Linked DNA regions of Homo sapiens: region 1 is linked to region 2. A link is a contact called in ENCODE Hi-C data. All regions are on one chromosome and are shown on one strand. Each heading gives the region's core, a stretch centred on a gene start or an enhancer-like site at or near the end of the contact. The rest is flanking DNA. Distances are from core to core; before and after follow the strand shown.

Region 1 (4,084 bases), core at 718-3,217, 120 kb after region 2:
TTCCTCAAGTAAAGGAGGAGTTTTAGTCTGAGTGTTTGTTAGTTAAGGATAACAGGACTCACTGGTGTGAAAGAAAAGCAGAATCGAAGGACCCCAAACTCATGATGCCAAAGGGAAAGGGAAGCTTGGGAAGTGAGTCACACAAAAACTGCCTTCCTTCTGCTCCCAAACAGGTAACTGACTTCTCCCTCCCTCTCTTCCCATGTGAAATGCAGACTCACTGAGCGCTAGTCAGAGCCTCACAAGGAAGGAACCACTTGCCTCACTGCTTACCCTCTCTCCTTTTTTTCCCTTTCCTCTCCTGCATGCTCTTTCCCCTTTCAACACTGAAGTTCCCAAAACCCTCTTTCAAAAAAGCACAGATGACAGATCCTCCCGTGACTTGTGTTTCTTTTTCCCGGGTGCATCCTCAACCTTGGCCAAATAAACCTCTATCGATTGAGATCTGCCTCGGTCACTTTTTGCTTTACACTGATCAGCAGCTTTGCTGTTTCCACAGGGTGCTAGTGCACATCATCTCACTTTGTCTATTCGCAAAGATGCTAAGTGGTGCACAGGGTAGGTGAAGACTTCTGGCCAGAAAGCAAGTCAGAGTCTGGACTGGAACCATCCTTCTGAGTTTCAGCGGAACTCCCTACGTTTTCCTACCAAGCCAGCTTGGCCTTATTATATTAGGCATTAATGGAGTGCTTTCTGCATCAACAAGGCACTGGGGATCACAGTGAATAAGAACAACGCTAATCCTCTGGAAGCTCACAGGGTAGGGACAGGATGACTTATTAAAATGCCATTCTAAAACAATGTGATCATGCTATTAAGCAAAGTCACAATAAAGTGTGTTGTTGGTCCAGAGAACAATGAGATTGCAGCAGGAAGAAAGGGGCAGGAAGGTCACTGAAGGCCTTCCCTAGGGGAGGAGGTGAATGCAGACACAAGTGCACTGGGTGTGCTGTGTGCCTCGTGCTGTGCTAGGTCCCAAGGACATGGAAGGCCCAGCCCTCCGGCATCCTGCAATCTGGCTGGAGAGAGACTCATGGTTACAAATCAACTGGAATACTGCAGAGGCTGGCCATAAAATACGACTATCGGGGGACAGGCTGAACACAGTACAGAAATAGACAGGAGCAAGCCATTTTCCGAGTGGTTCCCTGAACTGCCAGGGAGAGAAAAAAGTATGGTCAATGTCTTATAAAAAAAAACAGGCTGAGTTTCAAAAATTATTTCCAGTAGGAAAAATACTTTAATATTACAAAAAACATGAACAGCTATACAGACAGCAGTGAGCTTCAAATAATAGCTGATACTTATTTTTTAAAAAACAAAACACTAAGTTTGGCTCTGCTAAAATAGAACCTGGTTCAAAGCAAGAGGAAAATTTATTTTTGCTATTTTTACCAGCTCCCCCTTCTCCACCTCACTCCTTCTCAGAAGCTCTGATGAGTTCCAGGGAGGGAAACCTCATTCGTAAATGAGATATCTATAACCTATCACCTGTAGGAAAAGGCAGGTTCTCTTTTCCAGGTCACAGTACCCCAGAAATCACCATGATCCATGCAACACTCCTGCCATTGCTGGGTGTCAAAAGCTTTCACAAAGTGCAGCTCCAGGCTTTTCTCAAACAGGCCCCGCTGCTGGAGCCGACCGTGAAGAACCAGCATTACATAACTCAGCATTACATCATCCAGTTACTCCCCCATGTGCAAGAAAACACACTTGCTGGGAGATCTGGGCAGTCAGGCTTTCCCTTTATAGTCAGTTCAGTCAATAGAGAGGGTCAGTGACATAGCTCACCCTTGGTCAAAATCCAGCATTCACCAGGGTGTTTCTGGGACTTGGCAATCATTAGCATTTATTTTCAGAACCAGAAAATGTCAGGCATGAAAGGGACCTTAGAGATACACTGAGCAATCCTCTTTATCCACAGGAGGAAGCTGGCCTATGAGGGTTGGCTGCCAGCCAGTGGGGGGTGGGAGCAGAACCTAGGTCTCCTGGCTCGCTGGGCCAACAATCAGTGAGTATTTATTGGGCCCCCATGGCCTAGCTATCTCTGTGTGTAATTCCGAAATGCACTCACTTATCAGTGGAGTGGAATAGTCTAATGAAAGAAACCCCAAGGATCTCAACAAGGCAGTTAAATTTAGGTTGTAACAATAGAGCCAATTCCTGAAAAAATTCTTGTGCTATAAGGGATCTTGGAAACCAATATGCTCAAATTCTTACTTTCTACAGGTGAGGCCTAGAGGTGAGGACTTCATGGTGATGCTATCACTAACTTGTGACAGACTTTGAAGGGGAATCCTTATGACTTCAGGGTTGGTGCTATTTTTACTCCATTGAAGAGGCGGGAGGAGTGGGGAGAAGAGAAGTGCTTCTTAGACTGGATGAAATGGAAATGTTTGGGGAAAAGAAAGTAAGTAAAATACTGATTTAATTCCACACTAGCATTATTTAATCAAACTAAGGGCATTCTGGTACCACATTTTAGAGAATTCTTAGCGCCTTTTCAGTATTCATAACTGACCAATCCATGTAACTGACCAATCCATGAAATCGCAGCTTCATTACCAGACTAGGGAAGATATACAATTTCTGACAGATAGCTTGGCTCTGGTATTTCAAAAACACATTGAGTACAAAACTAGAATGGTGCTCCTTCGCCTTTAGTAGAAACACTGAGTGATGACATGACTTTAGACAGAGTCAATACCACGACCAAGGATAGACAGCTACTGAGTAAGTGTTATTAGGATTTAAATTTAGGTGTACCTTGCTCAAAACCTCTTCTCTTACTCACCACTCCTATTATATCTCAGGGAGGAAAAAGCCACGCCGTTTTTTAGACTGATAGATGTATAATTAGGAGAGATCTTCCCAACAGCACTGATGAAATGAGCTGTCACATATACACAGGTGAAATCCATCCAGTCCGAAAAGAAAATTCAGCTGCAGCTATCAAGGGCTCAGGAAATGAGTGCACACCCTCATATACACAGCAGGCAAGGGCTCAGAAAATGAGTGCACGCCCTCATATACACAGCAGGCAAGGGGCCATCACCTCCCTGCACCACAGAGGGTGCAACACAGAAATACAAATTAACACAAACAAGGGGGAGCCCCTTGGATTGTCTTTCCTAAAAGATGTGACACTGTTCCTTTGTCATCTTGGGAGAAGGTCTTCTGCATAAGCAGGACTGGAGTCAACTTTGATTACTTGAAAGGACAAGACAAGCAGTGAGGCATCAAAAAGTTTCCACTTAAGGGTACTTCAGTGATAGCTTGTCTGGAAAAGCACAATTGGAGCTGTAGCCTTCAGATCTATGGGGAAATTCTGAGCAAATACTTCTTAAATAAGGTGGTTGAACTTTCACATTTTCGGAGTGTAGTTTTCGTATTTATTTTCTTTTGACGGCAGAGAGAGAGAGAGTTTTCTGATATGTGATAAAGGAGCCTGGCCTCTAGGGATCAAGCTATTCATGAGCCTACAGAGGGTAAGCTGTTACCTTCTAACAAGAGCTCTAAATGAACAATTAGAAAAAGGAAACATGCATCTTGCCACTGTCTTTCATCTTCAATGTCTTGTCTCCTTCTGTCAAGATAAGGCCACCCATAATCTGATCCCTCTTCTGAGAGCTGGCTAACAAGTGAGAGTGCAGGTGGGCCCAACATTCTCCTAATTGTGTGTCCTTGGGAGAATTACCCCAGCATGTCAGGTCAGAATTTCCTCACCTAAAAAAATGAGGATAAGAGTTCCTTTCTCTTAGGAGACACTGAGACAACGTATTCAAAGTGTGGAGTACAGTGTGTGGTGCACAGTGTGTGTGTAAGGAAGCAGCACTGACAAGCACACATCATCACTGCTGCCACCACCATCATAAACTTGACTCTTTACAGATGTGGTAAATTAGGCAAATAGGCAACTTGCCTGAGATCATGAGGTAAAATATCATCTGAGCTGAGAACTTCCGCTTCTTGCCTGTGAGACCAATGTGCTTTCTCTGCCAGAGTTAATAATATCTGCTTCAGCATCAAAACAGTTCTTTAAGGAATTCCACAGTGAATGATATGAGGACTAAATGGGAGAAGG
Region 2 (4,358 bases), core at 1,702-4,201:
GCCCTCCCTCTATTCCTCTTCTGGGGGTCCCTGCCCCAGTGACTGCTACTGTCTACCCAACAGCTCAAGTCCAAATCCTAAGGCACCTCCCTCCCCCTGCCTCCCTGCACCTACCCCCACTTGGGGCCATAAGTGTGCTACATTGATTTTCACTCCTAAATAGCGCTCAGATTTGTCCACCCCACAACCATCATCTCTTAAGTATGATCACCCTTCACCACAACAATGGCAACAGCCTCCTATGGGGCTCACTCACATTGTTTCTGTCCCCAGTAATTTGCTCTTTGTCCTGTATCCAGAATGATCTTTTCAAAATTTAAATCTGGTTAGTCACATTCATGACTCAAAACCTTTTGACGGCCTCTCATTGCTCAAGGTTGAGTGGCTGTCCCCTCCCATCCTCAGCTCCGCCAGTTCCTCTGTGCTCTCTGCCCTCAGGCCACCCTGGCCTTCTTCCAGTCCAGCCCCCTGACACTCCCTCCAACAGAGCCTCTGCGTGGCCCAGCACGTTCTTCCTTGCAGTCCGAGCTGTTCCTTCCACCTCACCTTCCTCACAGGCCTCCTGACCAGGTCAGATACCACCTTCTCAGCATTGGCCACAGGGGCTGAGTTTGTATAGTGTTGGCCCCTCCCACGCACTGAGAGCTCCCCGGGGGTGGGACCTCTAGCATTTCCACCGCACAGAGGAGGGTGGGCCGGGGCTGGGACCAGTGCACCTGCATGACCCTGAGAGTGATGCCTCCTTAAATTCTATGCCCCAGCACCTCCCTCACCTCCTTCTCTGTCCTGGAGTGAGCATGTGCCCCCGTGAGGGTTGTAGCCCAAAGGGTCGCCACCACCTCAAAATCTCTTTGAAGTCTTATTTTATCTTTAAAATAGCTTGTGAATTTTGTATTTAACTCCATAATGTAGCAATGTGTATTTAAATGTAAAAGCAATGTCCTTCCCGAAATCAGAGTTGCTGCAGGAAGACAGGCCGTGTGCGCCTGGGGCCTCTTGGAGATGCCATGCCCAAGTCAAGACACAGTCATGGAATTCCACACTGGGCATAAAATGACCAGCAAGAGTCCAGCAAGGGGACCGGCAGGGCCCCCTTTACAGGACATCACTCCCAGCCCAGGCTTAGTAGTGATGGGGGAAATGTTTCCTCTAAGCTGCCTGGCTTCAAATCCCATGAAAGCCACCCTGTGGGGCCTTGGCGATGAGAAATCTTTCTGCAGTGTTGTGTCCTATATGTAGGCAGGAATGATGTGATTCCTATTTCATGGACAGGACATCCTGTAGGTGCTCAGTCAATCAATGTAAGCTCTTAACACGCTCCTCACCCACCATCTCTTTTGCCTGCCCTCTGCCAACATGGCTAAAACCCTGGCCCCTTTCAGTTCTGCCAAACCATGACATGTTTTAGTTATGAAGCCCCAATTAATTACGTTTCTTAATTAGTGGTTCTGTTTCTAGAATCCCCAACTTTCTATATAAGTAACTGAATACACATCCACATAGGTTTAAATACGGTCCCCAGAGCCCAGCATCAGCATCCCCTTGTTAGAAATACTTCCAGGCCCCAGCCCAAGCCCACTGAGTCACAAACGCTAGGGAGCTGGGAGCAGTGGGGGGCGCCTGTAATCCCAGCTACCTTAGAGGCTGAGGCGGGAGGACTGCTTGAGGCCGGGAATTTGAGACCAACCTGGGCAGCATAGCAAGACCCCTATCTCGAAAAAGTTAGAAAGAAGGAAACTCTGGGAGTGGGGCCCTGTGATGTGACAACGGGCCCCCGAGTGATGTCCGTGCATGCTGAAGTAGAATCACTGACTTAGATGGCCCTCAGGGTGGCCTTAAAACCAAAACAAGAAAAACACCACTTTTAGACGTTCCCCCAATCCCTAGGTACCACGACGCGCTTCCCCACCCCTCCCCGGCCTCAGGTTCGGGCCTTGGCCCCTGGCAAGGCCGGAGCAGCAGGGCGGTGACAGCGCAGTCCGGCGCGGGCCACGCCCCCACTCCCGGTGGGCGGGGAGGGTGCTTGGGGCGCTGGCGTCCGGTTGCGGTGGGAGGTGGTGCGTGCCGCGTGGGCGCCGGCCCCACGGGGCCCCCTCTCCGCCCTCCCTGCGGGATCCCGGGGCGCGGACTCGCGGGCGCGTCGGGCGGGACAGGGGGAGGGGCGGGACGTGCTCCCGGGCCTGGCGCGAATGGCCTCCGGCCGCTCTCGGCTGCGGGCCATGGCCGCTCCCCGGCGCGTCCCCACACGGTCCCCGCCCCAGTCTGGCCGCAGCCCACCCCGCGCCGCCACTGGGCAGATGGGGGCGGCGGCTCCTGCCTCCCGGCTTTCGGAAGAGCAGAGCGGAGCGCGCCTGACCGAGTCAGGCTTCCGAGTGGGATTGGAACCCGGGGCGCCCTGAAGTTTGGGGAAAGCAGGAGCAGAAGGGAAGGGATGCGCTCCCCGCTCTCCGGCGGCGCGGAATGGGCCTCCTTCCAGCCTCTGCGTAGGCAAGATTTCCCCAGTTGCGCGCTGCACCGGGGACTCCCCAGCCCGTGAGGCAGCCAAGAGGAGAGCGCTCAGTGACCCTCTGGGGGCAGAGCCGTCAGGCCAAGTTCATGGGCAGGAAGACTTTGTGCACGTGGGGGTCTCTGAAGGTTGAGCGCGAGCTCTGCACCCCCACTTCGAGGCACTCAAGAAGCGGAACAGACGCGAGCCCCGCCGGGGGTGCGGGTGAGGGCTGCAGGGAGCCCGCGAACGACAGAAAGTCGCCCCCCGCATTCCACCGGAGCACTCGGGAACACGGCTTCCAGGTGTCCCAGCGGCCGCGCCTCCCCGCCCCCGGCCCTCCCCCGTCGCGGGCAGGTTCAACCGGGAGGCGGCGTGGCCCCGGAGCCGGCCCCAGGCCCGCATCCTCCTCCCACTTCGCCCTGGGCAGCCGCAGCTAAAAGCCGGAGGCTCCAAAGTGGAACTACGTTGTCTTGTCGAGCCTGGGGCGACTCGCCTCGGGGAGGGCGAGCCTGAACTGCAGCCCTGCGCTCCTTCCACGGCCCGAGGAGTTAGTTAAGTCTCCAGAGGGGCCCGGTTCGGCCCGAGCAAGTCCAGGGGCGAACGGCGTCATGGAGCCCATAGGGGCGCGGCTAAGTTTGGAGGCGCCGGGACCAGCGCCCTTCCGAGAGGCCCCGCCGGCCGAGGAGCTGCCCGCCCCGGTGGTCCCCTGTGTGCAGGGTGGCGGCGACGGCGGTGGCGCTTCGGAGACCCCGAGTCCTGACGCTCAGCTAGGGGATAGGCCCCTGTCCCCGAAGGAAGAGGCCGCCCCCCAGGAGCAGGAGGAGCTGCTGGAATGCCGCCGCCGCTGCCGCGCGCGCTCCTTTTCCTTGCCCGCCGACCCCATCTTGCAGGCGGCCAAGTTCCTGCAGCAGCAGCAGCAACAGGCGGTGGCACTGGGCGGCGAGGGGGCGGAGGACGCACAGCTCGGCCCGGGCGGCTGCTGCGCCAAGTGCAAGAAGCGGGTGCAGTTCGCGGACACGCTGGGGCTAAGCCTGGCCAGCGTGAAGCACTTCAGCGAGGCGGAGGAGCCGCAGGTGCCGCCCGCCGTGCTCTCGCGCCTCCGAAGCTTCCCTATGCGTGCCGAGGACCTGGAGCAGCTCGGGGGGCTGCTGGCCGCGGCGGCAGTGGCCGCGCCCCTTTCAGCGCCGCCTTCCCGGCTCCGGCCGCTCTTCCAGCTCCCGGGGCCGAGCGCCGCGGCCGAGCGTCTGCAGCGGCAGCGCGTGTGCCTGGAGCGCGTGCAGTGCTCGACGGCCTCGGGCGCTGAGGTGAAGGGCTCCGGCCGGGTGCTCAGCTGCCCTGGGCCCAGGGCCGTGACCGTGCGCTACACCTTTACCGAGTGGCGCTCCTTCCTGGACGTGCCGGCTGAGCTGCAGCCCGAGCCGCTGGAGCCACAGCAGCCAGAGGCACCGTCTGGGGCCTCCGAGCCAGGGTCCGGGGATGCCAAGAAAGAGCCAGGCGCCGAGTGCTTCCACTTCTCGCTGTGCCTGCCCCCGGGCCTGCAGCCTGAGGACGAAGAGGACGCCGACGAGCGCGGCGTCGCGGTCCACTTCGCTGTCTGCTACCGCTGCGCGCAGGGCGAGTACTGGGACAACAACGCGGGCGCCAACTACACGCTGCGCTACGCGCGCCCTGCGGACGCGCTCTGAGCCTGGAGAGTTTCGAAGAGCCGTGGGGCGGGGTTGATTAGCACGTGGAGCTCGGGCTGCCGCCTCAAGGAACTTGCTGGGACGCTTTGCTGAGCGTGGCGAGTCTGGCGTGAGGGGCGCGTGGAGGGAAAGGAGGGAGACTTTGAACCGTCGACTCGCACCCCCGCAGACAAGTGAGCGAGCTT

What was found. A loop is a pair of places that touch in the nucleus more often than their neighbours do. Pooled maps may share reads with other maps.
Region 1: a loop to region 2 is called in a map of heart left ventricle, with 2.0 times the contacts of the local background. The contact joins the enhancer-like site here to the promoter of PPP1R3G in region 2. A Hi-C loop is called at or near these places in 3 of 168 maps with a recorded cell type or tissue (ascending aorta, cardiac septum and heart left ventricle) and 8 of 50 pooled maps.

The regions. Positions count from the first base shown.
Region 1 is chr6:5,204,349-5,208,432 of GRCh38, forward strand. All of the region lies in intron 2 of LYRM4 (LYR motif containing 4), which reads right to left. The region is part of intron 3 of LYRM4-AS1 (LYRM4 antisense RNA 1); the gene reads left to right. Among named protein-coding and RNA genes, the nearest start is that of LYRM4, 55 kb to the right of the region's middle. Within about 2 kb of position 1,968, at least 26 of the 41 ENCODE cell types and tissues checked have a DNase peak (open chromatin) inside an H3K27ac peak, as active enhancers do; they include ascending aorta and heart left ventricle, where a contact is called at or near this core.
Region 2 is chr6:5,082,390-5,086,747 of GRCh38, forward strand. PPP1R3G (protein phosphatase 1 regulatory subunit 3G) reads left to right here and starts at 2,952. Exons shown (of 1, transcript NM_001145115.3): 1 at 2,952-4,358. The coding sequence starts at 3,097. The coding sequence ends at 4,173. All of the region lies in intron 3 of LYRM4-AS1 (LYRM4 antisense RNA 1), which reads left to right. It also overlaps a transcript of LYRM4 not described here. RefSeq lists silencers at 1,934-2,003, 2,034-2,313, 2,724-2,903, 3,154-3,253, 3,394-3,443 and 1 more and an enhancer at 3,234-3,923.